Linked DNA regions of Homo sapiens: region 1 is linked to region 2. Evidence: read pairs that join two places in POLR2A ChIA-PET (ENCODE). Cell type or tissue: OCI-LY7. All regions are shown on one strand. Each heading gives the region's core, and the rest is flanking DNA. Links, peaks and the distances in the headings are about the cores only.

Evidence for each region. ChIA-PET counts read pairs that join two places held together with the same protein. Peaks named below come from ENCODE experiments on the same cell type or tissue, not always from the same donor. Only the 100,000 strongest peaks of a DNase experiment are listed, where the experiment ranks them.
Region 1: POLR2A ChIA-PET joins it to region 2 with 13 read pairs; 13 of 35 experiments call an interaction of 5 or more read pairs at or near these places.

The regions. Positions count from the first base shown.
Region 1 is chr20:53,705,817-53,721,744 of GRCh38, reverse strand. No RefSeq gene overlaps it. Among named protein-coding and RNA genes, the nearest start is that of ZNF217, 120 kb to the right of the region's middle. RefSeq lists a silencer at 6,009-6,209 and enhancers at 7,728-8,629, 8,630-9,530, 9,531-10,432, 13,693-13,742. In OCI-LY7, for the core only: no CTCF peak of the experiment used is centred there; no DNase peak of the experiment used is centred there.
Region 2 is chr20:53,922,388-53,938,315 of GRCh38, reverse strand. It overlaps BCAS1-AS1 (BCAS1 antisense RNA 1), which reads right to left. Exons shown (of 5, transcript NR_199019.1): 2 at 722-953. Among named protein-coding and RNA genes, the nearest start is that of BCAS1-AS1, 15 kb to the right of the region's middle. RefSeq lists enhancers at 2,803-3,304, 7,244-7,343. In OCI-LY7, for the core only: no CTCF peak of the experiment used is centred there; DNase peaks (open chromatin) are centred at 7,845 and 11,565; H3K4me3 peaks cover 3,570 bases; H3K27ac peaks cover 6,665 bases.

The DNA of each region.
Region 1 (15,928 bases), core at 3,045-11,044, 220 kb after region 2:
TGCTTTCACAGGGCAAGGCAGAGTTTAGTAGTTGCTACAGAGAGGCCAGGTGGGCGCAGTGGCTCACGCCTGTAATCTCAGTACTTTAGAAGGCAGAGGCAAGAGGATCACATGAAGCCAGGAGTTCAAGACCAGCCTGGCCAACATGGCGAAATCCCGTCTCTACTAAAAATACAAAAATTAGTCAGGTGTGGTGGTGCAGGACTGTAATCCCAGCTATGGGCTGAGGCACAAGAATCATTTGAACCCGGTAGGCGGAGGTTACAGTGAGCCAAGATCACACCATTGCACTCCAGCCTGAGCGTCAGAGCAACACCCTGTCTCAAAAAGAAAAAAAAAAAAAGTTACTACAGAGGCCATCTGGCCTCCAAAGCCTAAAATATGTTTTTTTTTAATAGTTAATATCTCACCATTTACCAAAAAATGTTGCCAACTCCTCTTTTATTCTATTTCTTTTTGTCTTTGGAAAAACAAATTGTACCTCACTGTGACTCATTCACTGAAATGAGAATAGACCCAAATATAGTAGGTAAGACAGGAAGCAATCCTCCGTCATAATTTTAGTGTCTCTTTGTCATTCGTGCTGTGGCTCCAATTAACAAAGACCATTCAAAGAGCATATGAGATTTAATAGGCGTTTCCACTGTGATTTGCTGCAAGGTCTGAGCAATTTGATGTCATTTTTCAATATCTCTCACAACAATGGCAATCATTTTCACTAAAGAATAAACACACTTTTTGACTCCAGATGCCCAGAGACATTCCAGAAGACTCACACACAGGAACAATCTAAAATTATTCAGCTTTGGCCAGGTGTGGTGGCTCACTCCTGTAATCCCAGCACTTTGGGAGGCCGAGGCAGGCAGATCACCTGAGGTTGGGAGTTTGAGACCAGCCTCATCAACATGGAGAAACCCTGTCTCTACTAAAAATACAAAATTAGCCGGGCGTGGTGGCGCATGCCTGTAATCCCAGCTACTCGGGAGGCTGAGGCAGGAGAATCACTTGAACCTGGGAGGAAGAGGTTTTGATGAGCCGAGATCACACTATTGCACTCCAGCCTGGGCAACAAGAGCGAAACTCCATCTCAAAATAAATAAATAAAATAAAATAATTCAGCTTTGTACTCTATAGAAACATCACATTCAAAGGCAACTTTGTATGTGTGGGGATAATTACAAGTTTGATGGTAAGTGCAGGTTATCTGAGGAATAATTTCTGTGAAGAATTATACAGAAGTATACAGAGTGTTGATTGAAGAATATCTTTTTTTTTTTTTTTTGAATCTCACTCTGTCACCAGGCTGGAGTGCAGTGGTGCAATATCGCCTCACTGCAACCTCCGCCTCCTGGGTTCAAGTGATTCTCCTGCCTCAGCCTCCCAAGTAGCTGGGACTACAGGTGTGCACCACCATGCCTAGCTAATTTTTATATTTTTAGTAGAGACAGGGTTTCACCATGTTGGCCAGAGTGGTCTCAATCTCTTGACCTTGTGATCTGCCCACCTCAGCCTCCCAAAGCGCGGGGATTACAGGCATGAGCCACCATGCCCAGCCGAAGAATATCTTTTTTTTTTTTTTTTTTTTGAGATGGAGTTTCGCTCTTATTGCCCAGGCTGGAGGGCAATGGCGCCATCTCGGCTCACCGCAGTATCTGCCTCCTGGGTTCAAGCGATTCTCCTGCCTCAGCCTCCCAAGTAGCTGGATTACAGACAAGCGCCACCACACCCAGCTAATTTTGTATTTTTAGTAGAGGCAGGGTTTCTCCATGTTAGTCAGGCTGTTCTCGAACTCCCGACCTCAGGAGATCTGCTTGCCTCAGCCTCCCAAAGTGTTGGGATTACAGGCGTGAGCCACCGCGCCTAGCCCAAAGACTATCTTATAGCAAATCTCTACAGATTGAGAAAAATCAAAAGTATTTATGTACCTGTAGGCTTGTAAAAATCTACATGCTATACTTTCATTCAATACTCTATACAGAGCAGACACATTTTTTGCAAAGGATTTGCAACCAAATAACTTTCATAGTTCAAAAAATTTCTGTTTATCAACTTGCTGGCATTGTCATATGGCTATATTATATACAGTTTATAGTTCACGCAACCTGCCAGCTCCAAAATTGTGTTTCTTGACAAATTTGAGGTTTTGGGATTTTTCTTTAGATGGAGTTTCACTGTTGTCACCCAGGCTAGAGTGCAATGGCCCAATCTCAGCTCACTGCAACCTCCACCTCCCAGGTTGAAGCGATTCTCCTGCTTCAGCCTCCCGAATAGCTGGGATTACAGGTTTGTGCCACCACGCCTGGCTAATTTTGTATTTTTAGTAGAGATGGGGTTTCCCCATGTTGGTCAGGCTGATCTCGAACTCCTGACCTCAGGTGATCCACCCGCCTCAGCCTCCTAAAGTGCTGGGATTAGAGGCGTGAGCCACCTCACCAGGCCTGGTGTCTCTTCTTATAAGGACACTAATCCCATCAGATAAAGGCTCCACTCTTATGACTATATTTAACCGTAATTACTTTCTCACTCCAAATACAGTCACATTTGAGGTTAGGGCTTCAACATATGAATTGGGAGGGGACACGATTCAGTCCATAGCAACCTGTAAAACAATAATTTCTCAACAAATGGTAGCTAGTATAATTTTATTATTATTATTAATCATCATCATAGCTTTCAAGAGCAGTCCCCACTCTGAGCTTTGCAGGTTTGTGAGCAGCTCAGACAATTACCCCTAGCTGGGACAGATAGAAAAAGCTCATAAGGTTGGGCATGGTGGCTCATGCCTATAATCCCAGAGCTTTCGGAGGCCAAGGCAGGAGGATCGCTTGCATCCAGGAATTGGCGACCAGCCTGGGCGACATAGTGAGACCCCATTTCCACAAAAAATAAAAAATGAGCCAAGTGTTGTGGTGTGTGCCTATAGTCCCAGCTACTAGGGAGGCTGAAGTGGGAGGATCACTTGAGCCTGGGAGGTTGAGGCTGCAATGAGCTGTGATCACGCCAATGCACTGCAGCCTGGGCAACAGAGTGAGACCCTGTCTCAAAAAAAAAAAGCTCATGAGCTAATGAAATAGTCTTTCTTTCCAAGTGAAATGAAAAACTGGATTTCACAAGTAGCGATCATTGTTTACCAAGAAAAGAAGAAACGATTTTGAAGAATATTGTGAAATGCTGAAAGGCCAGAAAAAAAAAAGTCCTCTTTTCTCATTGGCAGACAGAGGAGATGGGTAAGGTGGCATCTTTCTTCAAAGCCAGTTCAGCCTGGAGATGAATGTGAGAGCTTCAGGGAAAACCAGCTCCTGCTCGGGCCCCCAGAATGATGGGTGAGCTCTGACGGAGACTGAAGCCCACATGAGGCTCTTCTGGTGCCTGCAGTGGATAGACGTGCTGGCTCTCTAAAGAAAGAGCCAGGCAGATGGCTACCAGCTCCAATTACTTTCCAGTCATTTCTCAAGTGTGTAAACTCTCTGGGTGCTATTGTCCTCCGCCCCCCTTTCAGGAGGGTATTAATGCCAGATTAGTGATCTGAAGCAGGCCCTCATGCCTCTGTGGGGCTGCAGACGGGTGCCTCCTTGAACGTGGTGTTTCCAAAACAAGACACTGGCCTCCGAGAATGTGTTTTATCACCTCTCAAGCCTTGAATGGGAAAATTCAGTGGAGATTTGCTTTTCATTATTTTCTCCAAAATGTGTGTGTAACTCCTAGATATTTATTCCCTCAGGAGTACTCCCACACACATGAAATACCGTACAAGTTTATTTGTTGCAGCACTGATTGTAAGAGCACAGGAGCAGAAATTATTTAAATACTCATTCATAGGAGACCGGTGACAGAAATTAATTCATTAAAAGGAATACTATGCAGCAGTTACGGCAAAGAGTGAGGAGGTGCTGGCAGGTACGCAGTGACGCCAAAATCACTGTGAAATAACAACAGCCGGGCATGGAGGCTCGTGCCTGTAATCCCAGCATTTCGGGAGGCCGAGGTGAGAGGATAACATGACATGAGGCCAGGAGTTCGAGACCAGCCTGGCCAACATGGTGAAACCCCATCTCTACTAAAAATACAAAAATTAGCCGGGCATGGTGGCTCATGCCTGTATTCTCAGCTACTTGGGAGGCTGAGGCAGGAGGATCACTTGAACCCAGGAGGCAGAGGTTACAGTGAGCCGAGATCGTGCCACTGCATCTAGCCTGGCGACAGAGGAAGACTCTATCTCAAAAAAAGAAAGAAAAGAAAAGAAAAGAAAATGTACACAATACATACCACAGAGGTTGCTTCCAGATTCATAAAATAACTCGGGAAATATATATGAGAAACTTGAAATAATAAGTTTTCCACAGGGAAGGGACTTGAAAACAGGAGGGAAGACTCAAAACAGGAAGGGACTTGAAAACAGAAGGGAGACTCAAAATCCTTTGTACCTATGAATTTGGTATCATGGCATGTATTCATTAAAAAAACTTATATATATGGTTATCTATACACATACATATATATACATATATATATATATATATATATATATATATATATATATATGTATATATATATAAAAGTTTAAATAGCCAGGCACAGTGGCTCACGCCTGTAATCCCAGCACTTTGAGAGGCCAAGGCAAGCGGATCACAAAGTCAGGAAATCAAGACCATCCTGGCTAACACGGTGAAACCCTGTCTCTACTAAAAATACAAAACATTAGCTGGGTGTGGTGGCACATGCCTGTAGTCCCAGCTACTCGGGACGCTGAGGCAGGAGAATCACTTGAACCCGGGAGGCGGAGGTTGCAGTGAGCCAAGATCGCACCACTACTCTCCAGCCTGGGCAACAGAGTGAGTCTCAAAAAAAAAAAAAAGTTTAAATAATACCTCCCAAAATAAAATGTATGATTATTATTGTATGTATTATTAATTATTATAATATTAAAGCATTGAGGAAGAATGGGAAACATCGTAAACTCTTCTATCTTCTTTGTAGTTCCTTTGGTAGTTTTAGTCTGAAATAATTTGATTTTTACAGACCTACAGCGTTCCCACGGGCCATTCACCCAACTTCCCTAATTATTAACATCTTACGTAATCCTAAGTCATTTACTAAAACTAAGAAATTTACATTGATGAAATACTATTCACTCAGCTTCAGACTTTATTCCAATTTCACCAGCTTTTCAATTAATGTCCTCTTCCTATTCCAGAATCCCACCCAAGACACCACACTGCGCTGAGTCTTCACATCTCCTTGCCTCCTTAAGTCAGAGACAAACTACTGTTTTATCACTGGCGCCATTCTCAGCCAACAGGAAGACTCAGAGGGAAAGAAAATACTTTGATTTTTTCCCTTTTTTTTTTTTTTGAGTCAGAGTCTTGCTCTGTTATCCAGACTGGAGTTCAGTGGCGCGATCTCAGCTCACTGCAGCCTTCCCTTCCTGCGTTCAAACTATTCTCGTGCCTCAGCCTCCCTAGTAGCTAGGATTACAGGCACACACCACCACGCCTGGCTAATTTTTTTTATTTTTAGTAGAGATGGGGTTTCGTCATGTTGGCCAGGATGGTCTCGAACTCCTGACCTCAAGTAATCCACCCGACTCGGTCTCCCAAAGTGCTGGGATTACAGGCATGAGCCATCATCCCCAGCATCCTACTTTTTAAGTGTAATTAAATAATTTTTAAAAAAGAATAATTAGGCCAGTCGCGGTGGCTCACGCCTGTAATCCCAGCACTTTGGGAGGCTGAGGCAGGTGGATCACGAGGTCAGGAATTCAAGACCAGCCTGGCCAACATGGTGAAACCCCATCTCTACTAAAAAATACAAAACTTAGCTGGGCATGGTGGCAGGTGCCTGTAATCCCAGCTACTCGGGAGGCTGAGGCAGGAGAATCGCTTGAACCCAGGCAGCAGAGGTTGCAGTGAGCTGACATCGCACCACTGCACTCCAGCTTGGGCGATAGAGTGAGACTCCATCTCAAAAAAAAAAAAAAAAAAAGAATAATTAATGGTGCAAGCCAGACTTATGAAGAGCTTTATTACGTGTAGGGCCCACCGTAAATGGAAACTCTGGTGCCCCTGGTTCAAATTTGTGAAGGGTTTTAAGACATCAGTATTGAAGCATTAAACCAAGCATGGGGCCTTCTGAGATCAGGGCCCTGTGCAGCTGCCCAGGTTGCATATCCTGGAGCCGACCTTGGCCATGAAGGCCAAACAAAATGTCTTGGGGCCAGACTGGGATCTACCTGGGTGATCAGTTTTCCTGAATTTTGTTTCACACCATAAACTCCCTCAAGAGAAGGGGCTGTGTTTCCTGAAAACCTTCCACATACTCCTTGTCTAGCAGGAGCTCAGGATTAGATGAGAGGAAGATCTGTATGATAGACCTACCTATGATAGATCTAGATTTGCATAGGTGAGGAGAAGCAGACATGCGTAGAGAGCTTCGGTAGCAGCAATGGAGCGTTTAATACTTTATGGGAAAGGAAACAAGTAAACTCTTTTTTTTTTTTTTTTTTTGAGATGGAGTCTCACTCTGTCACCCAGGCTGGAGTACAGTGGCATGATCTCGGCTCACTGCAACCTCTGCCTCCTGGGTTCAAGTGATTCTCTGCCTCAGCCTCCTGAGTAGCTGGGATTGCAGGTGCACGCCACCACGCCCCCGCTAATTTTTGTATTTTTAGTAGAGACGGGGTTTCCCCATGTTGGCCAGGCTGGTCTCAAACTCCTGGCCTCAAGTGATCCTCCCGCCTCGGCCTCCCAAAGTGCTGGGATTATGAGCATGAGCCAGCACACCCGACCAACAAGAAGTAGACTCTTAATCTTGAAGATTACAAAAATAATAATAAAAGGAATTGTCAACATTATCAAGCACTTCTTATGTGCCAGACACTGTTCTGAGCATTTTATATATTCACTCATTTGTTTAACCTTCAAAACAACCCTAAGAGGCAGGGATGATCATGGTACCCATTTTACAGATGAAGAAACTGAGGCACAGTGAAGTTAAGTCACTTGTCCCAGGTCACACAGCTAGGCAACGGTGCAGTCGGGACGCTGTTTAGTTCGTCTGCCTCCAGAGCCAGCACCCTTAGAATGCACTGCTGCAGAATGAATGGCTGGGCTTCCAGGAAGAGGACCATGGCATCCTTAGGCTGGTGCTGGAAGTTGGCCAAGGAAGTTTTTGCCAGCACCAGGTGGGATCAGGGTAATGGGAGGAGGAAACCAATAGGAAATAGATTTTGAAGGAAGAACAGGCAGCCTGGGCAGCTGGGAGGTCTGCAGAGTGGGAAGCAAAGATGGCTTCAGGCGACCCCTAGAGAAACTGGCCTCTAAGCTGCTCTGCCTAAGGCAAGAAAGAAATTCAGAGGCCAGGCGATGTGGCTCAGGTGATCCACCCGCCTCGGACTTTGGGAGGCCGAGGCGGGTGGATCACCTCAAGTCAGAAGTTCAAGACCAGCCGGGCCAACATGGTGAAACCCCGTCTCTACTAAAATACAAAAATTAGCTGGGTGTGGAGACGCGTGCCCGTAATCCGTGCTACTCAGGAGGCTGAGGCAGGAGAATCGCTTGAACCGGGGAGGCGATGGTTGCAGATTGCGCCACTACACTCCAATCTGGGCGACAGAGACTGTCCCAGAAAAAAAAAAGAAAGAAAATAAGGAAATTCAGATCTCTGGAGATAGAGACCAGGGAAGAGAGTTAAGAGGGAAAAACGTGAAGGAGGGAAGTGGAGCCAGCGCCTCTGGGACACCTGTGGAAGAAGAGAAGGAGGGCGAGGAGAAGAGCACAGCGGACAAGAGGAGCTTGTGCGGAAGAAAGGCCGAGGGCGGGTGTGGGAGTTGAGGGGTCTGTGGTGCAATCCCCTCCCCCAGCTCCGCTGCTCAGCTTTCGTCATTCTCACCTGACCTGTCGCATTCCACAGTAGTTGGAGGTGCTGGGTCTTTAGTACAAGCCAGGTGACTGGGGACCACTCCGCACAAGGCAGAGGGGAGGGGCGTTTCAGGGGTCCCAGTGTCTCCCCGACCCCTGGGAGTTTTCTCCACCTCTGCCAGGCACACTTGGTACTATGGGAAGCACCAGGACCCACCTTGGGCTGGGGTTGAAAGGAAGAATTTGATGGTTCTGCGCAGGAGCCCTTGTCCACCCACAGCCCTGGTCCACCTGGTGCGGGGGATTCCTCTTTATCCCATTTGGGGAAGGTTATAGCAAGCAAGGGCAATGGTCCCCTGTCATGGTCATCATTGTCCCCTGCTGCCGATGGCAGGATCAGGTGCAGAGGGGTGCTCAGTGTTTGTTGAGTGCATGAATGAAGTCCAGCAAACACAACTAGACCCGAGGGACTCACTGGGGTTGACAGGCAGGCTCCCTGGGAGGGGAAGGGGCTGCAGGAAGGAGGGGACCTGGGTTTGGGGAAGAATTGGTGCAGAATCCTGCCCCAGGCATGGTGGTGGCTACTCCGGAGGCTGAGGCAGGAGAATTGCTTGAACCCCTGAGGCGGAGGTTGCAGCGAGCCGAGACTGCGCCATTGCACTCCAGCCTGAGCAACAAGAGCGAAACTCCATCTCAAAAATAAATAAATAAATAAAATAAAAATCAAAATCCTGGCCCAGGATCTGGTCCCTAAGCTAAAGTCCCATCGTGGGTGCCGGCTAGTGAGAGAAAGGGAGCATTCGCAGCCTGGCTCACCCCAGCCCCCAGAAAGGCAGAGTCTCTCAAGCACGTGCACATTTGGAGCTGGGTAATTCTTTGTGGGGATTGCTTTGTGCGTTGTCTATTGTGCAGCATCTCAGCACCTTCACCCGCTAGATGACCCATGGTGATCCTCCCCACATTGGGAAAACCAACATGTCTCCAGACACTGCCAAACCAGGCCTCCACGCCTGGCTAATTTTTGTATTTTAGTAGAGACGGGGTTTCAGCATGTTGACCAGCCTTGGAATCGGCCACTGCTTTACGGTAACCTGCCCTCTTCTTTCCTCACCTCCGCGTCACAGACGCCTGGTTTCCAGCAACTCTGGTGGATTTTGCAATCACCAATCTGAGGACATCAGAGGAAAACTGAGACACCACAGGACACCTGAGTTCTCCCGCAAAACCCCTTTCCAGAGTGAGTTCAGTGGAATTCAAGCTGATGGATGTTACATCCACGCTCAAGATACTTTGTCAGTTTGTTGTGGTTGTTAGTGATTCAGCTGCTTTGTTTTAAAAATGAAGACACCAGGGCTCACAGGAGTTAAGTGACCTGCCCAAGTTCACGCAGCTCGCTGCCAAGCAAGCAGACCATTCATTTCTTACCTGCACGAACTAGTGGGAATGCTGCCAAATGATACAATTTTGAGTTGGCGAAGGGCATTCATGTTGGCGCTTTTAACCTCAAAGTGCCTGAAGGGTTAAGTAAAGTACCCTGGGGCCCGCTTTCCATTTCCAGCCTGCTCCCGGGGCTTTCTGTTTTGCTAAATGCCTGAAGGAGGCAGCTTGGCCAGCTGCAGCCTGTTTGGACATAACACTCAGTTGAGGGTCATTGTGATGCTCCTGAAAACAGGGAGAGAGGGAGGGAGGGAAGGAAGGAAGGAAGGGAGGGAAGGAAGGAGGGAGGGAAGTAGGGAGGGAAGAAGGAAGGAAGGGAAGGAGGGAGGAAAACTTCAAGTTCTTCAAACGCATGTATCAGGAATGAAGCAGGCGGGCTGTGGAACCAGTGGACGCCATGAGGCAATGTTTTTACATAAAACAATGAGGAGCAAGTGAGTGAAACTGGTTTGTTTTAAAACATGGTTGTCGTGTGTCATGCACTGTCCTCTCCGAGCCTTACTCACCTCTGTTGGCACGTGTGAGCCAGAGCTCACCCTGAACCTTAGGGATCAGGGTCATGTGTCAGACCAAGCCCCGGGAAGGGCAAGGCCAGAATCAGCATTCACCACCTGGATTGTTCCAGAATCCCAAACAACTCGAGGATGTGGCTCGCCACACTGGCTGCAGACGCCCTCACACTGGTGTTTGTCAGCAGACTCTGGTAAAGGGCTGCTTATGAGTTCCTTCCCAGACCTAGAGACATGTTTCTGCACTAGGCTGTGTGTGTCCCCAGCAGTGGTTCAGGTTGAGTGGGTAGCAGACAAGCAGAGGTAAGGCAACCAGATGCTGCACAGTCATTAAATATGTTTTTGTTGAGCACCTACTGTATACCAGGCACTGTTTTAGTCACTGGAATACAGCTACAGCTAAGTTCCTGCCCTTCCTCCTTGATCTGACAGAGTAGTCCATGGAGACAGTTAATAAACAAATCAATATTTATAATTTGCTCTGTTGCCCAGGCTGGAATGTAGTGACACAATCAGAGGTCACTGCAGCCTCGACCTCCTGGGCTCAGGGCTCAGGTAGTCCTCCCACCTCAGCCTCCCAAGTAGCTGGGACCACAGGCACACACTGCTACACCAGGCTAATATTTTCTGTTATTTAGATGGGGTCTACCCCGTTGCAATCCGTTACCATAAGATGCTGGTAATTCTCATGAGAAAACTGAAGCTGAATCAAGGGCTAGAGAATAACAGAGGGGGGCCATTTTAGGTAAGGGAAACAGGGAAGCCCTCTTGGAAAAGGGTGGGTTGGGGTTTTCTGGATTTTTCTTTTCTTTTTTTTTTTGGAGACAGGATTTCATTCTGTCACCCAGGCTGGATTATAGTGGCATAATCATAGCTCACTGCAGCCTCGACCTCCTGAGCTCAAGCAATCCTCCTCTCACCTCAGTCCTCCCGAGTAGCTGGGACTATATGCATGCATCACCATGCCCGGCTCATTTTATGTATTTTATTTATTTTTGTTTTTTTGAGAAGAAGTCGCACTCTGTCATACAGGCTGGAGTGCAGTGGCACAATCTCGGCTCACTGCAGCCTCCACCTCCAGGGTTCGAGCAATTCTCCTGCCTCAGCCTGCTGAGTATCTGAGATTACAGGCGCATGCCACCACACCTGGCTAATTTTTGTATTTTTAGTAGAGATGGGGTTTCACCATGTTGGCCAGGCTGATCTCGAACTCCTGACCTTGGGTGATCCACCCACCTCGGCCTCCCAAAGTGCTGGGATTACAGGCGTGAGCCACCGTGCCTGGCCTGGCTAATTTTTTATTTTTTGTAGAAACAGGGTCTCGCTATGTTGGTCAGGTTGGTCTCGAACTCCTGGACTCAAGGAATCCTAAGGAGGGAGATTGGAGGCTGTTCTGGAACACATACCATCAATGTCTTAGGTAAGAATGGAGTCCAAGGCCGGGTGCAGTGGCTCGCGCCTGTAATCCCAGCACTTTGGGAGGCCGAGGCAGGCGGATCACAAGGTCAGGAGATCGAGACCATCCTGGCTAACACGGTGAAACCCCATCTCTGCTAAAAATATAAAAAGTTAGCCGGGCGTGGTGGCAGGCGCCTGTAGTCCCAGCTACTCAGGAGATTGAGGCAGGAGAATGGCATGAACCCGGGAGGCAGAGGTTGCAGTGAGCCGAGATCACGCCACTGCACTCCAGCCTGGGCGACAGGGCGAGACTCCATCTCAAAAAAAAAAAAAGAATGGAGTCCAAGACTGTCAAACACACTTTTGAAAAAGGAGGTGGCTCAAACAGATATTGGTACACCAGGACTCACCACAGCATTATTCACAATAGTGAAAATGTGGAAATAACTCAAATGTACATCATCAGATGAACAGATTAACACAATGTAATATATACATGCAATGGAATATTATTCCACCTTAAAAAATAGAATTCTGGGCTGGGTGTGGTGGCACGCCTATAATCCCATCACTTTGGGAGGCCAAGAAGGATCACTCGCGCTCAGGAGTTCAAGACCAGCCTGGGCAACACAGGGAGATCCCCTTCTACAAAAATAATAGGAAATATTAGCCAGATGTAGCAGTGTGCATCTGTGGTCCCAGCTACTTGGGAGGCTGAGGTGGGAGGATTGCCTGAGCCCTGAGCTCGGGAGGTCGAGGCTGCAGTGATCTGTGATTGTGTCACTGCACTCCAGCCTGGGCAACAGAGTGAGAGCCGGTCTCAAAAAAAAAAAAAAAAAGGGGAATACTGATATATGCCTCAACATGGATGAATTTTGAGGACATTATGCTAAGTGCATGAGGCGAGACACAAAAGGACAAATATGAATATTGTATGGTTCCACTTATATGAGATACCTAGAATAGTGAAATGTATAGAGACGGAAAGTAGAGTGGAGGTTGCCAGGAGGTGGGAAAGGGGCGGATGGGAGTTAGTGTGTTTTTTTTGTTTTGTTTTGTTTTTCTTGAGACAGAGTCTTGCTCTGTCAGCCAGGCTGGAGTGCAGTGGCGCGATCTCAGCTCACTGCAACCTCCGCCTACTGGGTCCAAGCAATTCTCCTGCCTCAGCCTCCCAAGTAGCTGGGACTATAGGTGCACGCCACCACGCCTGGCTAATTTGTGTATTTTTTGTAGAGACGGGGTTTCACCACATTGGCCAGGCTGGTCTCAAACTCCTGACCTTGTGATCCATCCACCTCGGCCTCCCAAAGTGCTGGGATTACAGGCCTGAGCCACCATGCCTGGCCGGGGAGTTAGTGTTTAACAGGGATGGCATTTCAGTTTGGAATAATGAAAAAGTTCTGGAGATGGATGGTGGTGGTGGGTGCACAATGAGGTGAATGTACTTACTGTCACTGAACCATGCCTTGAAAAATGGTTACAATGAGGCCATGCATGGTAGCTCATGCCTGTAATCCCAACATTTTGGGAGGCTGAGGTGGGAGGATTGCTTGAGCCCAGGAGTTTGAGAGATCAGCCTGAGCAACATAGCAAGACCCCATCTCTACAAAAAAAAAAAAAAAATAGAAAAATTAGCTGGGCATGGTGGTACATGCCTGTAGTGCCAGCTACTCTGGAGGCTAGGATGGGAGGATGGCTTGAGCCTGGGGAGGTCAAAGCTGCAGTGAGCTGTCACTATGCCACTGCACTTTAGCCTGGGCAACAAAGTGAAACCCTGTTAAAAAAAAGAAAGAAAAGAAGACAGGGGAGGGGAGGGGAGGGGAGGGGAGGGGAGGATGGTCAGACTGGTAGATTTTTGTCTCGTATATTTTACCACAATTTTTAAAAACACACTTAACTGAAAAAAAAGAGGTAGTTGGTGGAGGGAGGAAGGCAGGGACAGGAACTACATTTGTTGAGTGAAAATGACCCTGGACCAGTCAGCCTGTTAAGCCTTCCATGCGTATTATCTCATTTAATCTTTACAACGTCTTTAGGCTTTAGATGTGAGCCTAGTTTACAGCTGAGCAAACCAATGCTCACAGCGATTCAGTGCCACAACAAAGCTGTGATTCCGTTCCACATTCCTCTCTCTGCCCACACTATTAACCTGCTGCCTTTAACCCACACATCACCCCCTTGTCATTTGCTTGAGCCATCTGCAAAAACCACTCTCTCCCATGCTACTTTCAACAGAGTTGGCTGCCACGGTAGAGACCTTAAAAGGGGCTGAATTGCATAGGATGAATTCATAAAAAATATGAGCTCATTTGAATCTTGAAATCTCAATGGTATCATTTTCATTTTGAAAATAAGTCATGTCACTTGTTCCACACACAAATTCAGGTACTTTTCTGGACACTGGAGAGTGTTAAAGAGATAAAGAAGCCAGCTACTTGATGAAGAGCCTGATCTAATAGGATAATCAGATAAAGAAATCAAAAGCACCAACTCTGTGTCACAAGCATTTGCTCAGGATGCAGAGGAAGCTCAGAGGATCCCAGAGAAGGGGTTTGCAGTTACTCCTAAGAAACCAGAACGCTCTTCCTCCCTAGAAAATGTTAGTCACCCTAGAACTTAAACTGAGTTAAGCAGAACTCTAACTTGCAGTTTCTGACACACTTTCACTTCCCCACCCACCTTCCTTCCCACTGGTCAGTTTCCTGGGAAACATTCGCATTTGGAGAACAAAAATACCAATAACATGTCATTAGAATGTCATCAACATGACAAGAACATTTTGTTAAAATAATTACAAGTCCTAAAGTACATGTGACAATTATTTTTAAATAAAATTCCTTTCACAGCAGGGAGTCACTAATGAGATGCTTTGTGTGTGTATATGTGTGTGTATGTGTGCAGGTGTGTATTGTGTGCCTGTGTATATGTGTATGTAAATGTGTGAATGCATGTGTACGTGTATGTGCATGTGTGTGTTTGAGCCTGTGTGCATGTGTATGTGTGCGCTTGTATATATGTGTGTGCTTGTGTGTATGTGTTTGTGTGTGTGTGTGCTTGTATATATGTGTGTGCTTGTGTTTGTGTGTGTATGTGTGCGCATGTGTGTGTGAGCTTGTGTGTGTGCGTACACATGTATTTAATACAAAAAAGCATTTGATTTCTCAGGATGTTTATGCCCTGGGTCAGAACAGTGATTGAGGTTTAATATTAACTTTGGCACAATTTAGGTAAATTCTGTTACTTGGAAAGAATTAGCAAGGCCTCTGGGGTTTTGTGATGGAGACAAGATATCATGGTTGTAACAAAACCTCATTTTTGTTAACTTTGTCCAAGAAAGAATAGGATGCTGCTGTTTCAAGAGATTTCGGTTCTGGGTCTCAAGTCAAAGGAAGGTTTGAGAATGTGGTGCATCAGAACTCTTTGTACTGGCTCTGGAAAGCTGATTTTGCACATGTCTTTTCAACTCTATCCTCACAGACTGCAGTCTAAAATTAGACATGGTGGGAATATTTACACCGTGGAAACTGACAAACACAACCAAGACTCCTCTGCCTCCACCCACTAGAACCAGTTAACCAGAGTGCCACTGGTCTAGGAGTTATAAACAGTTACTTTATACAGTTGTTCATGGGTATACAGCTTACCCATGAGATCCTGAAATAGACTGTTTCTGCTCATGTGAACTGCACCTCTGTGGTTAGAAAGGATGTTACTGTAATTTATGATACAAGATGGAGCCCTTTTCTCTTGTTTAAAAATGCACTGAAAGGATGTTGCAGGCCCCAAATGTGGGTTATCATAGCTTGCTTAGAAAGGGGAATTTGTAAAAGGGGCAATCTCTAGTTCTGGCAAGAAACTCTATCTGGGCTCCCACTAAGGGATTAAGTATCACGCAAGTACATTCTTGCAGCAGACCGATTCAGCTGGGAGGAAAGTCTCGCCACAACCGAGGGGTTTAGAGGAAAATAACAAATTGCTTCTCAGAACTGGTAGAGAGGATCTTTCAATTCAAGAACATACAGACAGCAAAATGCACAGAATGTAGAGACAGGGTGGGTTTTTTATTTTTATTTTTCAGGGAATTGTGCTCACCACATGTTCTGGTTCCATGGACAGAGAACACATTTTATCCCATCTGTAAGTAGAATATTTAAGATTCCTGAAATATTTTGAGTTTCCAAAAGAATTTTATCCTCAATTGATGATGCCTTGGTGCCTGAGTTACAATCTTAGAAAAGTCATACATGTGGTGAAATCAAATGTTGCATATAGTTAAGAACTTACCTGCTTGTAAGGTGAAGTCGCATGAGGAAAATTGACTTACTCATTGTGACCAAGAATTTGAAAATTCAAGCAAACACAGCCTTGAGGAAAGAGATGTATGAATGCAGCTTGCCTAATATTGGTCTAGCCTACAATTATGTGCAGTTATTCATGTGTATCCTTGGACATTACAATAAAAATACACCCAGAAAAGGAACTTATTTTGGCTTCAGTGTCAAGCATGATTTAAAAATACGAAAGTTTGGCCAGGCATGGTGGCTCACGCTTATAATCCAAGCACTTTGGGAGGCCAAGGTGGGTGGATCACTTGAGGTCAGGAGTTCAAGACCAGCCTGGCCAACATGGTGAAACCCTGTCTCTACTAAAAATACAAAAATTAGCTGGGTGTGGTGGCGGGCGCCTGTAATCCCAGCTACTCGGGTGGCTGAGGCAGGAGAATCGCTT
Region 2 (15,928 bases), core at 4,063-12,062:
AGATAATAATAATACAATGTAAGAGAAGCAAATGCAGGGTGTCATGGGACTCAGGGGAAGGCACTGGCGCAAGACCACAGTGGGTGGAGGTTGGCCACTTTGGGGAGGTGACAGTTGAGTTAACTCACACAGAATGAATAAGCGTTGGACAAAAGGGCTCCCAGAAGAACAGCAAGTGCAAGAGCCCAGGGTCCACAGAGAGAATGGCAGGTAGCTTAGCATGGCTGAAGTGAGACTGTGAGGAGAACGGATAAGAGGATGGAAGCTGGGGAGGTGGCACAGATGGATCTCAAGGACTTGGAGTAAAAAGTCCATAGTAACGAGTTTAAATTGTCTCTTGACGGCAATGGGGAGCCATGGAAGATATTTGAGCTGGAGGGTAACATAGATTTATATTTTGGCTGCAGGTAGGATCTAATACAAAAGCAATTCAACTAATATTCACTAAGTGACCTGAGTTATCTGTGAGATATTTATTATAAGGTGTTAAACTTCTTTGAAGATTGTAAGAAAGAGATAAAACCTCTAAATGGTTTTGACCCTTCAAAGGACATTTAAATGGTTATTTCTAAGTGTCATAAACATGGACTTGGGATTTGGCCTCATCATTCACCCAGATGATTCATACCCATGATCCCAGGCTGTGAGGTCTTGAGCAAATTACTTCTTCTCAGAGCCTTAGTTTGTTCCTCTGTGGAATGGGAATGCTAACAGCACTTACCTCGGAAAGTTGCTGAGAATAAACGAGACCGTGCATTTAGAGCATGTAGGCACCGTGTCTGGCAGGTAATGAGTGCTCAGTCAGCTTATTGATGAGGATGCAGATGACCTCAGCCTGAGATAGAACAGATGTGTTCTCTTTCATGGACTGAAGGCCACCCAGACTTTGCGACATCCTTAAACTTTGCCCCAGTTTCTCCTTATCCTCATAAGCAGTTGGCTGGCTGGCTTATCTAGAAAAAAGAAAGGAGGGAGGAGAAAAAGCAAAGAAAAATGTTCATTTTCCCTGCTGTTCACCCCATTCTAAAGTAAGGCAGAATTTCTGGAGAGGGGGCTCAGGTCCACCCTTGGCTATCCTTGGTTGTACAGTTGCATCTACTTATAACGGTGGCCAAGTCGCCATGGCAGTAGGTGCTGTGGCTGCCCTGCCCCATCGTCTTCAGACTACCCGAGTTTACCTGCAGCACTGACAGCTTCCCACCCCAAAACTCCTCGTTCTTTGCTTTTCCTCTCGGTGGCTTTCTCCAGGGGCTGTAGGAGCTTGTTTAGCCCACCTGCATGGCATTTTGAAAATACCTGAAATTTTATGCCCCGAAGGACAATTCTCAATCAGTGAAAGATGGGAGAGGAAAGGTAAACACCTCAGCTGCCCCATCTCTCAGTGGGACAATGTTGAGGGGTCGTCTTTGTGTTCTCTCAAGGGTCCTCAGCAAGACCGAGCCACCCGTCACCCACAGCAGTAACATACTCATGAGCACGCCCCCCCACCCCACCTTTTGTGCTTCCTGGGATCACTTCCCAAATAAACTACTTGCACCTAAGTTTTTGTCTCAGGGTCTGTGTCTTAGGTTAAAAACCTCTGTGTCGGCCAGGCGCGGTGGCTCACGCCTGTAATCCCAGCACTTTGGGAGGCCAAGACGGGTGGATCACCTGAGGTCAGGAGTTCTAGACCAGCCTGGCCAACATGGTAAAACCCCATCTCTACTAAAAATACAAAAATTAGCCGGGTGTGGTGGCAGACGCCTGTAATCCCAGCTACTCGGGGGGCTGAGGAAGGAGAATCCCATCTCTACTAAAAATACAAAAATTAGCCGGGTGTGGTGGCAGACGCCTGTAATCCCAGCTACTCGGGGGGCTGAGGCAGGAGAATCCCTTGAACCCGGGAGGCAGAGGTTGCCATGAACCGAGATCACACCATCGCACTCCAGCCTGGGGGACAAGAGCGAGACTTTGTTCCAAAAAAAAAAAAGAAAAATCTGTGATCTGTGTCTTAGGGTTTTCTCGGGAACCTCTATCCCATGACAAGGAGCTGAATAGAAGGACATTAATATGGGTGCTAGTTTTAAAGGTACTGGAAGAGTTGAAAAGACAACCATGGGGCCGTGAGGCCCACCCGGAGATTAGAAATAGAACATGGCACATGTATACCTATGTAACTAACCTGCACATTGTGCACATGTACCCTAAAACTTAAAGTATAATTTAAAAAAAAAAAGAAAGAAAGAAATAGAAATAGGCTACAAAAAGAACCACCACTAGAGACACACAGCCAAAGGGAAGAGGTGATGCTTCTGGAGCTAGGGAACCCGGCACCCTGTGGGAAATAGAACCCCATGTGGATGGGGGTGAGGCTGCTTGAGGGTAGCTGGAACCCAATGGAGGCTTCTGCAAGCAGTACCTTTTTGTTGACTGGAGGGAGGAGGCAGGAAAAATACGTGTCAGTGCCGCCCACTGGCTGAACTTAACCAGAAGCCAGTTGGTAATGGAACCTGGGAAATGCAGTTTGAAGAGAAGCTTGGAAAAATGATCTGAGAGTAAACATACAAATACCTAGCACAGTTGGTGGCTTTAAGAGGAGAAAAAAGGGAAGGGAAGGGGAGGGGAGGGGAGGAGAAGGGAGGGGAGGGAAGGGAAGGGAAGGGAAGGGAAGGGAAGTGAAGGGAAGGGGCAACCTTGATTAGTGTCCCACCCCCTTCCCTGGCTCTAAATAAATGAACATGTATGCTATGGTCATGCTGACATCCTTGTCTCCTCCTTTATCTTCAGAAGAGAGCAGTAGCTATGAACACAGGCTCTGGGTCCAAACAGCCTTGGTTGCAATCCCAGTGGTGCTACTTGCTAGCCACGTGGCTTTGAGCAGGTTCCTTAACTTCTTCCAGCTTCACTTTCACATCCATAAAGTGGAGACACTAGTAGAATCCACCTCACTGAGTTGCTGTGGGGATTTAACGATGTATTCCATGCAAAGCACAAAATGAGTGTCTAAGAAATGTTCATGCTTATGGAAACAGACTGTTCTTTGAGTTTCAATCAGCTTATTCAAGTTCCTGCTAAAACATGTTTCTTCTCCTCTTTACCACTCACACCTCCAACTTCAATGTCTAGAATCTACCCCTTGTCTCTACTTCACAGTCTTTAAAGTAAATAAATAAATAAATCTTTCTATTTTCATAGAGGTTCTGTGAGAACTGAGGAGAAACAGCCTTTCTCCTCCCCTCTGGGCTCACAACCCTCTCTCCGCATCCCCTGCCCCCTCCCTATCTTTGCTGGCCAGTTGTTCACAAGTAGCTTAACAGTTTTGAGAATACAAAAACAGGAAATTATGCCCCAGCCCTAAGACTAAAAAACTCATGTGCAAATCCTTCAGTGGACAGATTTCTTCAGCTTTCAAAAACTAAGGCCTTGAAAAATCAGGTCCCATGGCCAAATTTTCTGGATTTGCTTAATCATTTCCTTTGCAAATTTATAACCTCTTTAACCATGAAGAGAGATGGTGAGAAAGGGGGAGGCGGGAGTTGAAAATGTTTTAAGTTAACCGCAAGACAGGACAGGAAATTCTGGAGGGGTGTGCATTTCTCTTTAATCCCTTAGTGGCAGAGAGGCCTAAGATAGCAGCTCTGGAAAACTATTTATTGTCCCAGAAATGACCGTTCTGGGATATTGTTTTGCTGTTGATATTGACCCAGAGGAAAATGTGGCAGCCTTCTTCATTCAGTGGCTTAACAGAGAATAGAAGAGCAGGGAAGGCTCTGAGACACCCCGGTCTGATCCTTTACTTGACTCATGCAACAGACACTTATTGAGTGGCTGCCCTGCCCTCCAATGGATAGAGAGGACTGAGACAGCCTCCCAAAGAGGTGAAATAACTTCCTCGCTTTTTCAATGCCATTTGAAAAGTTAAGGAATCTACTGGGGGCTGTCTACTAGAAGAATCTAAAATAGGTGATCCAAAGCTGTTTTATTATTAAAATTCCTGAAAGACAAAAAGAAGTGACTTTTTTTTTTTTTTTTTTGCCCTTCCTTCTCACTTTCTGAGTTTTTCTTGGCTAATCGGAGTTATGTACTTTTTTTAACCTTTAAGGTAAGTTCCTGTCTTTAGCAGTGGTTTTTATTTGAAGCCAGGGCCCAACCCACTTATGTTGATCCAGCAAATGAAATGGAATGGAACAGAATGGAATAGAATAGAATACAACAGAAAGCTCATGGTGCATCACGGGTAATATGGTTAACATCCATTAGTGGAAGGTTTGTTTTGATTACTAATGTATGTGTATAGACTCAAAATGTATTTCTTATTATGATTTGTAATAAGAAAACTTTAAAAGCCTCTGATCTTTAATATAGTTCAGCAGCGAAAGGTGTGGGATCTAGAGTCTACTGGCATGAGTTTGAATGTCAGCCTGTCACTCTGACCGGCTGTTTGATGTTGGACAAGCTGATTATCCTCTCTGAACCTCACTTACTTAAGGGAAATACAACACAATAAAGAGAGATATAAAGTGAATATTGGATATCACAGTGTCTGAATTTCTGGGGTCATTTATCTGCAGAAAATGCCATCCTGCCCCCTATATCTTTCCTTTGGCCCAGCGTTCTGCCAGTTGTCTAGGGTCTACTCACCTTAGGTAAAGCTACTTCCTCTATCTTAACCTCTCTTGATTTGATCTCCCTTCATTCCCTCTACCTCCACTTGCTATCTCTAACATCATCTGTGGAAAACCAAAGCCATTTAATATGTGAAATTTCTCTTGGGAAAAATGGCTACATAGTTGCAGACCATCTTACCTACTGAGTACAAACATGAAAGCTAGACAAATACCTCGAAGGCATCCTAAAAGAGAGATGCAGTGCTCCACTTCAATTGAAAGCAACAATAAGACTGACAGCTGATTCAGCAGAACTAATCAAAGTCTGAGGACAAACTCCTTAAAAAAAAAAAAAAAAGATAAGATGGAAAAGAAAAAGAAAGAAAAGAAGAAAGAAAAACAAAAGGGGTTTAAAAAAAACCCTGCCAACCTATAGTTCTACACCCAGTAAGAAATAGCTATCAAAATTGAAGATTGCTATGTTTTCAGATAAACAAAAACTAAATTCTATATTACCAGCAGGTCCTTACTAAAAGAAATACTAAAAGATACTCTTTAAGAAAAAAATAAAATGATCTCAGATGGAAGAATAAAAACATAGGAAAGAATTAAAAGCAACAGAAGGACAAATGTGTCGGTAAATCTAAACGAATACCAACTCTATTAAAAGATCATAATAATGTCTTCTGGGATTTAAAAAATATATAGAAGGCCAAGTGTGGTGGCTCACACCTGTAATTCCAGCACTTTGGGAGGCCAAAGTGGGTGGATCACTTCAGGTCAGGAGTTTGAGACCAGCCTGGCCAACATGGTGAAACCCCATTTCTACTAAAAATACAAAAATTAGGCAGGCATGGTGGTGCATGCCTGTAATCCCAGCTGCTCGGGAGGCTGAGGCAGGAGAATCACTTGAACCCGGGAGGCAGAGGTTGCAGCAAGCCAAGATTGTGCCACTGCACTCCAGCCTGGGCGACAGAGCAAGCCTCCATCTCAAAAAGAAATAAAACATAAAATAAAATAAAATATATGTAGAGTTCAAATACATGGTAGCAATAACACAAAAGGTAGTCAAGAAAAAAACGGTACTAAACATGTTCCAAATTATTTTATTGCCTGAGAGCTAGCAAATGTACTAATTTTATTAGACTCTGATAAGTCAGGAATTATCATTGTAATCTATAAGGTAATAAAAAATATAGAAAAAACAAGCTAATAGGAGAAGCACAATGATTGAAAAAAGACCTCATTAATTTAAAAGGTCAGAAGGGAGAAAAGGGGGAACTGGTAAAAGTTGAAACTAATTAAAATAGTAATATATTAATATTGTGATAGTACTATACTAATAATTACTTTAAGTGTAAATAGACTAAATATTCCAACTAAAAGACAGATTTTATGCTAAATTAAAAAAAAACCCAAATATAATCTTCTTACAAGAGATAAGACCTAATATAAGCACACAGAAAAGATGAAAATAAAGATAGAAACAGATATTTCATGAACATACTAATCAAAAGAAAGCTAGTGTAGCTATTCTAGTATCAGATGAAATACACTTTAAGAAAAGAAACAATATAAAAGGTAAAGAGGATTATCTTATAATAACAAAAAGGGTCAATCCTACAAGAAAAAGCAATTCTAAATCTACAGTACCTGCTAGAATAGTTTCAATATACATAAAGCAGAAACTGCCAGATCTAAAAGGAGAAATAAATCCACAATTATAGAAGTAGGCTTTAACCTATTTCTATCAGCAACTGATAAACAAAAAGATAATTTAAGTCAGTAAGAATGGAGAAATTTTGACCAGCACTATTTACACACTCAGCCTAACTGACATTTGTAGAACAAACCAACCAATAACTGCACACTACCTCTTCTTTTTCTAAGTGCACACGGAACATTTAACAAAAGTTGTCACATGCTGGACTATGGAGTAGGTCTCAACAAACTTCAAATGCTAAAAACACACAATATGTTCTCTGACTACAGTGGAATTAGCTAGAAACCAATAACTAAGGATAAGAAAATGTCTAAATAATTGAAAATGAGGCAAAGCAATCCAAATAGCTCATGATTTAAGAGAAATCACAGTAGAAATTAGAAAATATTTATTTGACATATCAAAATGTAGGATTCAGCTAAAGCTGTGCTTATAGGGAAATGTTTATCTTTAAATACACATATTAGCTAACAAGAGAGGAAGAAAATCAATGACCTAAGCACACACTTTAGAAAATTAGAAAAATAAAAGCAATCAAACCTAGAAAAATTAGAAACAAGGAGATAATAAAGACAGTTATGAAAAGAAAATAAATGTACAACAAAACATCTCTTTGCAGAGATGCAACACCTCTTATTGATAGATTAACAGACCTACCATTCATTTGTTCATCCATCCTTGCATTCGTTCATTCATTGAATAAATATTTACTGAGAATCTATGCTGTGGATAAGGCACTGTTCTAATTTCTTAGAATAAAGAAGTGAACAAAACAAAGTTCTTCCCTTCAAGGAGCTTATATTTTGGTACAGGAAACAGGCAATAAACAAACAACTAGTGATAAGATGTCAAAAACTGGAATATGCTATTAGTAAATGAAAAAGTGGAGTAATACCGAGAAAAGGGCATGTGAATTTAGTTGGGTTGATCAGGGAAAGGCTCTTTTAAGATGACATTTGACCACAGAGTTTCATAGACTGGGGAGTGAATCATGCAAATATGAGGAAGAAAAGCATTCCAGACAAAAGGAAGAGGTACTGTACAAGCCCTAAGGTGAATGCACATTTGACACATTGAAAAGAGCTCGTGTGCCCTTGGATAATGTTGGACAGGCTGTCAGAAACCAGAAAGACCTTGTAACCATGATGGTAAGACCTGGATTTTAGCCTGAACTTGATAGGAAGATGCTAGAGCATTTTGGGCAGGGAAGTGACAGAATCTGATCATTCATAAGACCTGCTTTTCCATTTCTCTTCCAAGTAGGTTAATTTGTCACTTTCCTCCCTGACAGGCTTTAAATTCTGTAATTCAAGTTCTATTAGCATGATTTTCCAAGGAAAAAGCAAACTTTCTCCATAAATACATCCTCCTGCCCTCCTGCCAGGAGAGAGAGGGCTTCAAGCAGCTTTTCTAAGAGCGATTTTTTTCACCCCATGATAGTTGGATGTTAGGAAAGTGACAGAGACAGAACAAGTCATAAACATCACTGAGGTCTGAGGTTGGTTGAACAGGTGTATGTGAAAACCCTTAACCCCACCAGGAAGGACGTGTGACTATGAGGAGGGAGTAAAAATATGATGAAACTGTTAGTGGACTTTCTGTTCTGAGCTCAAGAAACATTTCCACCATGCAAGCAAGTAGAAATGTAAATGACACTTCAGAGAAGAGTTTCCAGTCAAAGATATGGGTGCAGTAGCCTTCAAAAGACAGTGATCATTTCAGCAACAATTTTCAACGCAACCTCCCCAGTACAGCCTACAGTCATGTTTCTTCGGGAAAGGGCAACGCATTCTGCTAAAACTTGAATTTGTTTCCAAGATTTAAACACCAGAAAAATGCATATGCAAATTCAGATTTCCATGTTCTCTTGAAATATTGGAAGTTGGGGGATCACGGACAAAATATAGGACACCAAATGACCCTTCCCCTTTGCTGGGGCTTAGTCTCACTTTTACACAATCCCCACAGAACTCTTCTTACCTGCTCAGCCCCCAGAGCTGTCTGCAGATATGCTCTCTAGTTTAAGAAATGAGGTTGATGAATTGGGGAAGAGAAAGCACCTTTCTCAAAGCATTTCCCAGAGGACCACCAATCCTATAAGGTATTCTAAGGGATATAAAGCTTCACATTGTGCTAGGCAGAATTCTAAAGTGGTCCCCAAGATTGTCCCCTCCTTGACCTGGTGTACATGGCATCCATAATCCCCTTACCTGGAACATTGGCTGGACCTTTGAATTGATGAGCTTTCACTACTATGATTAAGTTACATGACAAAGGTAAAAGAATGTTGTATCTAAGGTCCCCAGTCAGTTGACTCTGATTTGATCAAGAGGAAGTTTATCCTGGGTAGGCCTGGTTTAATCAGGTGATCCCTTAAAAGGAACTAGGGAAGCAGCAGCAGACGTTGTCCCATGGCTTTGTATGGGACACAAGACAAACTGCCATGCTGTGGAGAGAACAACACAGCGGCCAACTAGGAGCTCCAGGAGCTGAGTCCCTCAGTCCTACAACTGCCCAGGAACTGAATTCTGTCAAAAACTAGTGGGCTCAGAAGAGGACCCAGGCCTCAAATGAGATGACAACCCTGACCAACATGTTGATTTCAGCCGAGTGAGACTCAAAGCGAAGGACCCATCTAACTTATACCCAGAGTCTCAAACTGTTAGACAGTAAATGGGTATTGTTTTAAGTGACTAACTCTGCAGTGATTTGCTACATAATGATAGAAAATCAATACACCTGTGTCCATTCAACAAGATTTAATGAGAGCACCTACTGCATGTTACGTGCTGTTGTAGAAACTGAAGATGCACAGAGAGCGAGGCTGACAAAGTTCTTGCTCTCCTGGATCTTACAGTCTAGCTGCACAGAGAGCGAGGCTGACAAAGCTCTTGCTCTCCTGGATCTTACAGTCTAGCGGGGAAAGTCAGATAATAAATAGGAAAAACAAAGGCCGGGCACGGGCGGCTCATGCCTGTAATCCCATCCTTTGGGAGACCAAGGCAGGCAGATTGCTTGAGCTCAGGAGTTTGAAACCAGCCTGGGCAACATGGCAAAACCCCATCTCTACTAAAGATACAAAAAAAAAAGGCCAGGTGCGGTGGCTCACGCCTGTAATCCCACTACTTTGAAAGGCTGAGGCGGGCGGATAACCTGAGGTTGGGAGTTCGAGACCAGCCTGACCAACATGGAGAAACCCCGTCTCTATTAAAAATACAAAACTAGGCAGAGCACGGTGGCTCACACCTGTAATCCCAGCACTTTGGGAGGCCGAGGCGGGCAGATCACGAGGTCAGGAGATCGAGTCCGTCCTGGCTAACATGGTGAAACCCTGTCTCTACTAAAAATACAAAAAATTAGCCGGGCGCCTGCAGTCCCAGCTACTCTGGAGGCTGAGGCAGGAGAATGGCGTGAACCCAGGAGGCGGAGCTTGCAGTGAGCCGAGATCGCGCCACTGCAGTCTGGCCTGGGCGAAAGAGGGAGACTCCGTCTCAAAAAAAAAACAAAAAACAAAAAACAAAACTAGCCAGGCTTGGTGGTGCATGCCTGTAATCCCAGCTACTCAGGAGGTTGAGGCAGGAGAATTGCTTGAAACCGGGAGGCAAAAGTTGCAGTGAGCCGAGATCCCGCCATTGCTTCCAGCCTGGGCAACAAGACCAAAAACTCCTTCAAAAAAAAAAAAAGATACAAAAAAATTAGCTGGGTGTAGTGGTGTGTGCCCTTAGTCCCAGCTACTCAGGAGGCTGAGATGGGAGGATTGCTTGAGACTGGGAGGCGGAGGTTGCAGGGAGCTGAGATGGCATCACTGCACTCCAGCCTGGGCAACAGAGCAGGGTCACACGTTTGACCTTCAGTGGTCACACGTTTTTGGGTTTTTGTTTTGTTTTGTCTAACAAAAAACAAAAAACGTGTGACCACTGAAGACTAAGCAGGACAGAATATAACTTCGTCATGCACACTCCTGAAGGTTATATTAATAGATTCTGGGTTACTGACTCTAAGTAGCAGAAACTAATCAGCAAAGATAATTCAAGAGGTTACATAAGCAAAAATAATAGTAATAAATAGGAAAAAAGAGATATCGTTTTATTAATGTTGATAAATGCCACACATCCCAAAATACTAAGTCAGGGAAAGAGGACGGGATGTTATGGATAGCCAGCGACAGCTTCTCTGAGGAGGTGACATGGAGCATGAACCTGAAGGACAAAGGGAGCAAGCCCTGGAGGAATCTGAGACAACATCATGGTTTGAAAACACCCACTGTTGTCTTTCTCTTGAGGATCCCCAGGACACGTGAGGATACTAAAGGTTCTGAGAATCCCTGCAGTAAATAACCAGTTGCAAGTTGCTGAGCCCAGTGCCCCTGAACTTATTAAAACCTGTGATTCCACGAATTAGTCATCCTCTTCACAAACTTTGTAAAATATTGGATCAGCGGCCGGGCACAGTGGCTCACTCCTGTAATCCCAGGTATTCAAGACCAGCCTGGCCAACATGGCAAAACCCCATCTCTACTAAAAATACAAAAATTAGCCAGGCGTGGTGGTGCCTGCCTATAGTCCTAGCTACTCGGGAGGCTGAGGCAGGAGAATCACTTGAACCCGGGAGGCAGAGGTTACAGTGAACCGAGATTACGCCACTGCACTCCAGCCTAGGTGACAGAGTGAGACTCCATTTCAAATATGTGTGTGTGCGTGTGTGTGTGTGTGTATATATATACACACGCCCCATATATATATATACATGTATGTATAAGATCAGGAGCCAAATCCCCGGGGAGCACCTATTTTAGATGTGAAGGGAAAAAGCAGATAGAAATTGGTCCAGAGAAAGAGGTGAGCTTCCAGTGCACCCTCCACACAGCGGCCAGAATGAGTCTTTTAAAATTTAAGTCAGATCAGCTCCAAGCCTTCCAATGGAAGAAACGGGGAGAGGAGTTTGGAGGCTGTTGCTGTCACGCAGCTCAGTGATGACTGGAATTTGACTGAGGTGCTGCTGCAGGATGGTGAGGAGTGATCAGATTCTGGATTTATTTAGAAGATGGGGCGGGTGGGGTTTGCTGTTGGACTGGATGAGGGTAGGAGACAAAGGCAGGAGCCCAGGTTGATGATGAAGGACTCGGGGCTCTGAATCAGGAGCGGCTGATTCATGCTGTGTAGTTAGCATTTTGGAAAGGTAGGGGTGTGTGTGTGATGCAGTCAGATGGTAGTCAGGAGCATTTACATACGTGAGTCAACCTGGGAGTGAACTTGTGTCCAACTGAACATGAAGCAATTATTCAAAGTTGGTTTCCGGAATATTCCCAGGGTGAAATAACTTCCTGTGTTTATCACTGCCTTCTCAGTTGAAGTGTTTGCTTGTCTAGTGAACTGAGTTAGCCTTGTCTGTTGAAACTGGCAGTGGTGGGGCATGTAGGAAAAAAAAATTCTATGAAAATCTCAGGGAGCTGACAGACACTTCTAAAAGAAAAGAAAGTGAACAACATTATCCCTGGCCTCTTTTATGAGAGGGGAATTGATTGATTTATTCAATGCCTGATTGAGTATTGCCTATGAGTAAAGATTTAGGGGAGTGATAAATCAGAAAAACACAGAACACCCCAGTATAATGGGAGGGAGCCACTCCAAAGGCCAAATGTCGAGAAAATACTATAGGAGCTGCCACATGCATAACTGTATTGCAGACCCCTGTGTGATATGCTGGAAGTCTTGGTTAAGAACATGGATTCCCACTGAGCTAAGTGGGAGAGCTTGTTCAAGCTAAGACACTGAGCTAGAACATCCTGTCTCAGTTTCTTCACTATAAAATGGGCGTGGTGCTATTATGGTAATAATGGCGTTGTTCTATGGTGATAATACCATCATCATGGAAGTAAATCAGATACAGACACACACTGCTCAGAGCAGTGCCTGGCATCAAGTTAGCACAAAATCAGCATCTGCAACGTTTATTATGACGCTGTTTCAGACATGTATTTTTCTTTATTATGAAACCACAACGTATTTTTAAACGTTAGAGGAGAGAACGGAAAAACAACCATGATAATCCCATTCCCCGGCACAATCTTAATTTTACACAGTCCTTGCAAATATTTTTTACATTGACCATTTCATACTTATGAAAGTAGCTGGCATATAGTAGGCACTCAATTAAATGCTCGCTGGCTGACTCCCCAGTTCAGTGCAAACTATTTTGTTTTATGCTTTGTGTATGTAAAATTATATCAGATATATTTCGCTTTGGTTTCTTTTTCCTCATAAACAACACGATTACAATTTTATGGCTACAAGATATCTCATGGTGTCAGTGTAACAAGCCTTGAATAAGTCATTTTTCTTTTGCTGTACTATTATACGTGGAATTACTACAAACCACACTATTTTAGATAACACCACATTGAACTGTTTTGTACACAGTGTTTTGCCTTTTTTTCTAAAATTTCTTAAGACAACTGTGGAATTTGGAAATAAATACTCTCAGCTAAACTTTTAAGTTATCTGTTAGGTAGCCTAAAAAAGTTAAACCAAAATGAGATTCTTTTTATAAGATCAGGTTGTAATAAAATGAACTTCACAAGATGACAGTCACGTGAACGAAATAGTGACCTCATTTTCATTTTGAAAAGCTGCTTTCCCCTCTTCTGAAAAAGTTGTATTAGAAACGATTCCTCCAATACTCTAGTGATCTTTTATCTGAGATTAATAAAAGATACGAGTATTTTGATGTATTCATTAACAAAAGAACAATAAATTCACCTTTAGTAGGTGTAAGTAAGGAAAGATCTCAGCAGATCTGGTTAACTCTAAGTCTGGCTTTAGAAAGCCACAGTGGGTTGGGCATGGTGGCTCACGCCTGTAATCCCAGCACTTTGGGAGGCCGAGGCGAGTGGATCACCTGAGGTCAGAAGTTCAAGACCAGCCTGGCCAACATGGCGAAACGCTCTGTCTACTAAAAATACAAAAATTAGCCAGGCGTGGTGGCAGGCACCTGTAATCCCAGCTACTCGGGAGGCTGAGGCAGAATTGCTTGAACCCGGGAGGCAGAGGTTGAGGTGGGCTGAGGTCATGCCACTGCCACTCCAGCCTGGGCAACAGAGAGAGACTCCATCTCAAAAAAAAAAAAAAAGAGAGAGAGAGAGAATCTTTCTCCTCAAACTCTCTTTTCTTTATCCTTTTTTTTATTATTTATTTATTTATTTATTTTAAGAGACAGGGCCTTGGTCTGTCACCCAGGCTGGTGTGCAGTGGCGTAGTCATGGCTCACTGCAGCCTCAAACTCCTGAGCTCAAGAGATCCTTCTGCCTCAGACTGCTAAGTAATTGAGACTACAGGCACATGCCACCATGCCCAGCAATCTTTTCATTTTTTTGTAGAGAATGTTTTGAGCTATGTTGCTCAGGCTGGTCTTGAACTCCTGGCCTCAAGGAATCTTCTCATCTTGGCCTCCTAAAGTTCTGGGATTACAGGCAAGAGCCACCACAGCCAGCCATGTCCTTTCTTATTTTATCACCTGAATTATGGCCATAAGGCAGGATGAAAAGAAAATAAAATTAGAGAACCTGAGAATGAAATCATTGATTCAGTAACTGTTGCATGTTCTCCTCTATGGAGTTATTCCATTTAATCTTCAGAGGAACCCAGTGAGGTGGGGTTCTTCATCTCCTTTCTACACATGAGAAAACTGAGGTGTAAAGAAGTTACAGAATTTGCCAGAAGCCACAGAGCTGTTAAGCAAAAAAGCAAAGATTCCAAATGGGAGTGTGTGATTCCCAGTTTGCAGACTTAATCACGAGGCTGCATCGCCTCCTGCCATGTTGGGGAAAGCAGCGGGGTCAGTATGAGGGAGGCGGGCAGAGTCCTTCTCTCAGCGAATCACACAACTTGTTCAGGTCAGCCTGAGGAGACAGGGGCCACATCTTTGTTGCTAGCTTGTGTCTATAGCTCCCTAGAGTTCTGTGTTTCTCTTATAAAGTTAAGAACACACAACACCCCCTTGAGTTAGGAGCAGGAAAGAGTTGACTTTTGTTACCCAGTCTTGGAGAAGTTGATGGTTCTAGGTCCTTTTAATGGTGTGGAGGCCTGACATTTGATATCTGGGGAAAAGGTGGGAGAAAAAAAACTCCAAAATCCAAGCCCAGGCTGCTTACGGCCTGCTTGCCTGATTGCTTGTCAAACAGGAACCCTTCCTTGGCTGTCTTCCCTCCTAAATGATTTTCAAACTACAGTTTTAAAAACAGTTCCTTTGGGGAATTATAAAAGCAATGATGTTTTTGACGGAAAATTGTTGTGTCAACAGAAATGCATGAAAAATAAAATCACCAATTTCCTCATCACCCAGAGAGAACCACTGTTAACATTTTAACCACTTTTCCTTCTTTTTTTCTTTATGCAGAAATACTATTTTGTAAGCACTCAACTGCATAAAGTTTCATAGCATGCACTTTTAAAATTAAACATTGTATTACCAGCATTTTCCCATGTTTTAAAATTTTTCTAAAACTTGAAAAACATGATTTTTAATAACTACCTAATAGTCTACCCTACAGGTTATTATAACATTTAATAATTTCTCTATTGGTGGACATTCCTTTGTATCCTATTTCAAGCAACATTTCCCCCATGCAAATGTTTAGCCTTTATACAGAGATTATAATTTGATTCTACCAATCAAACTATTTTTATTTCACACCAACTTCCTTCTAGGCTTTTCTGTATCAGAAGAGTTGGGATGTAAATTACGGGAGTGATCTCAGCTCAGAAACAAATTCCATTGCTGTACCGTAGCAGCAACGCCCTCTGAGGAGAAGCCAACATGCCCTTTTAGTGAGCTTTTGGGTCACTCCAGTTAAAAGCAAACCAACACAGAAGTTTCCCTTGACTGTCTTCCCCCATCCTGTAGCCCTATGTTTCACTTCCCCTTAATTTCAATTTCTGCCTCTTTACCTCCCATTTACTTCTCAGAATGTTGTAATCTATTTTCCACTCCCATAACTGCTGAAACAGCCCTTGCAAAACACGAAATCCATTGTGCTATGCTTTAATTTCTAATTGCACAAGTGATACACAACAGCACTTTCTTAGTTAAAATGATAATCAACAATTTAAAGATAAAGGTAAACATTAAATTCATTTTTTTTTTATTTTTTTATTTTTTCTGAGATGGAGTCACGCTCTGTCGCCCAGACTGGAGTGCAGTGGCACAATCTTGGCTCACTGCAACCTCCACCTCCCGGGTTCAAGTGATTCTCCTGTCTTGGCCTCCCAAGTAGCTGGGACTACAGGCATGTGCCACCATGCCTGGCTAATTTTTGTATTTTTAGTAGAGATGGGGTTTTACCATATTGGTCAGGCTGGTCTCAAACTCCTGACGTCAAGTGATCCTCCTACCTCGGCCTCCCAAAGTGCTGAGATTACAGGCATGAGCCACTGCCCCTGGCCTAAATTCACTTTTAACCACTTATTCCCAATCTCAGGAACATCAAGGGTATCTAGTGTTGTATATGTGATGCGTTTTCTTCAGATCCTGTTTCTAAAGAAGTGGGGGTGGAAATGAGAGGGGGAAGAGGAGGGAGGAGGAGAGGGAGAGGAAGCCGCAGCACAGGCCATCTATAACGCTA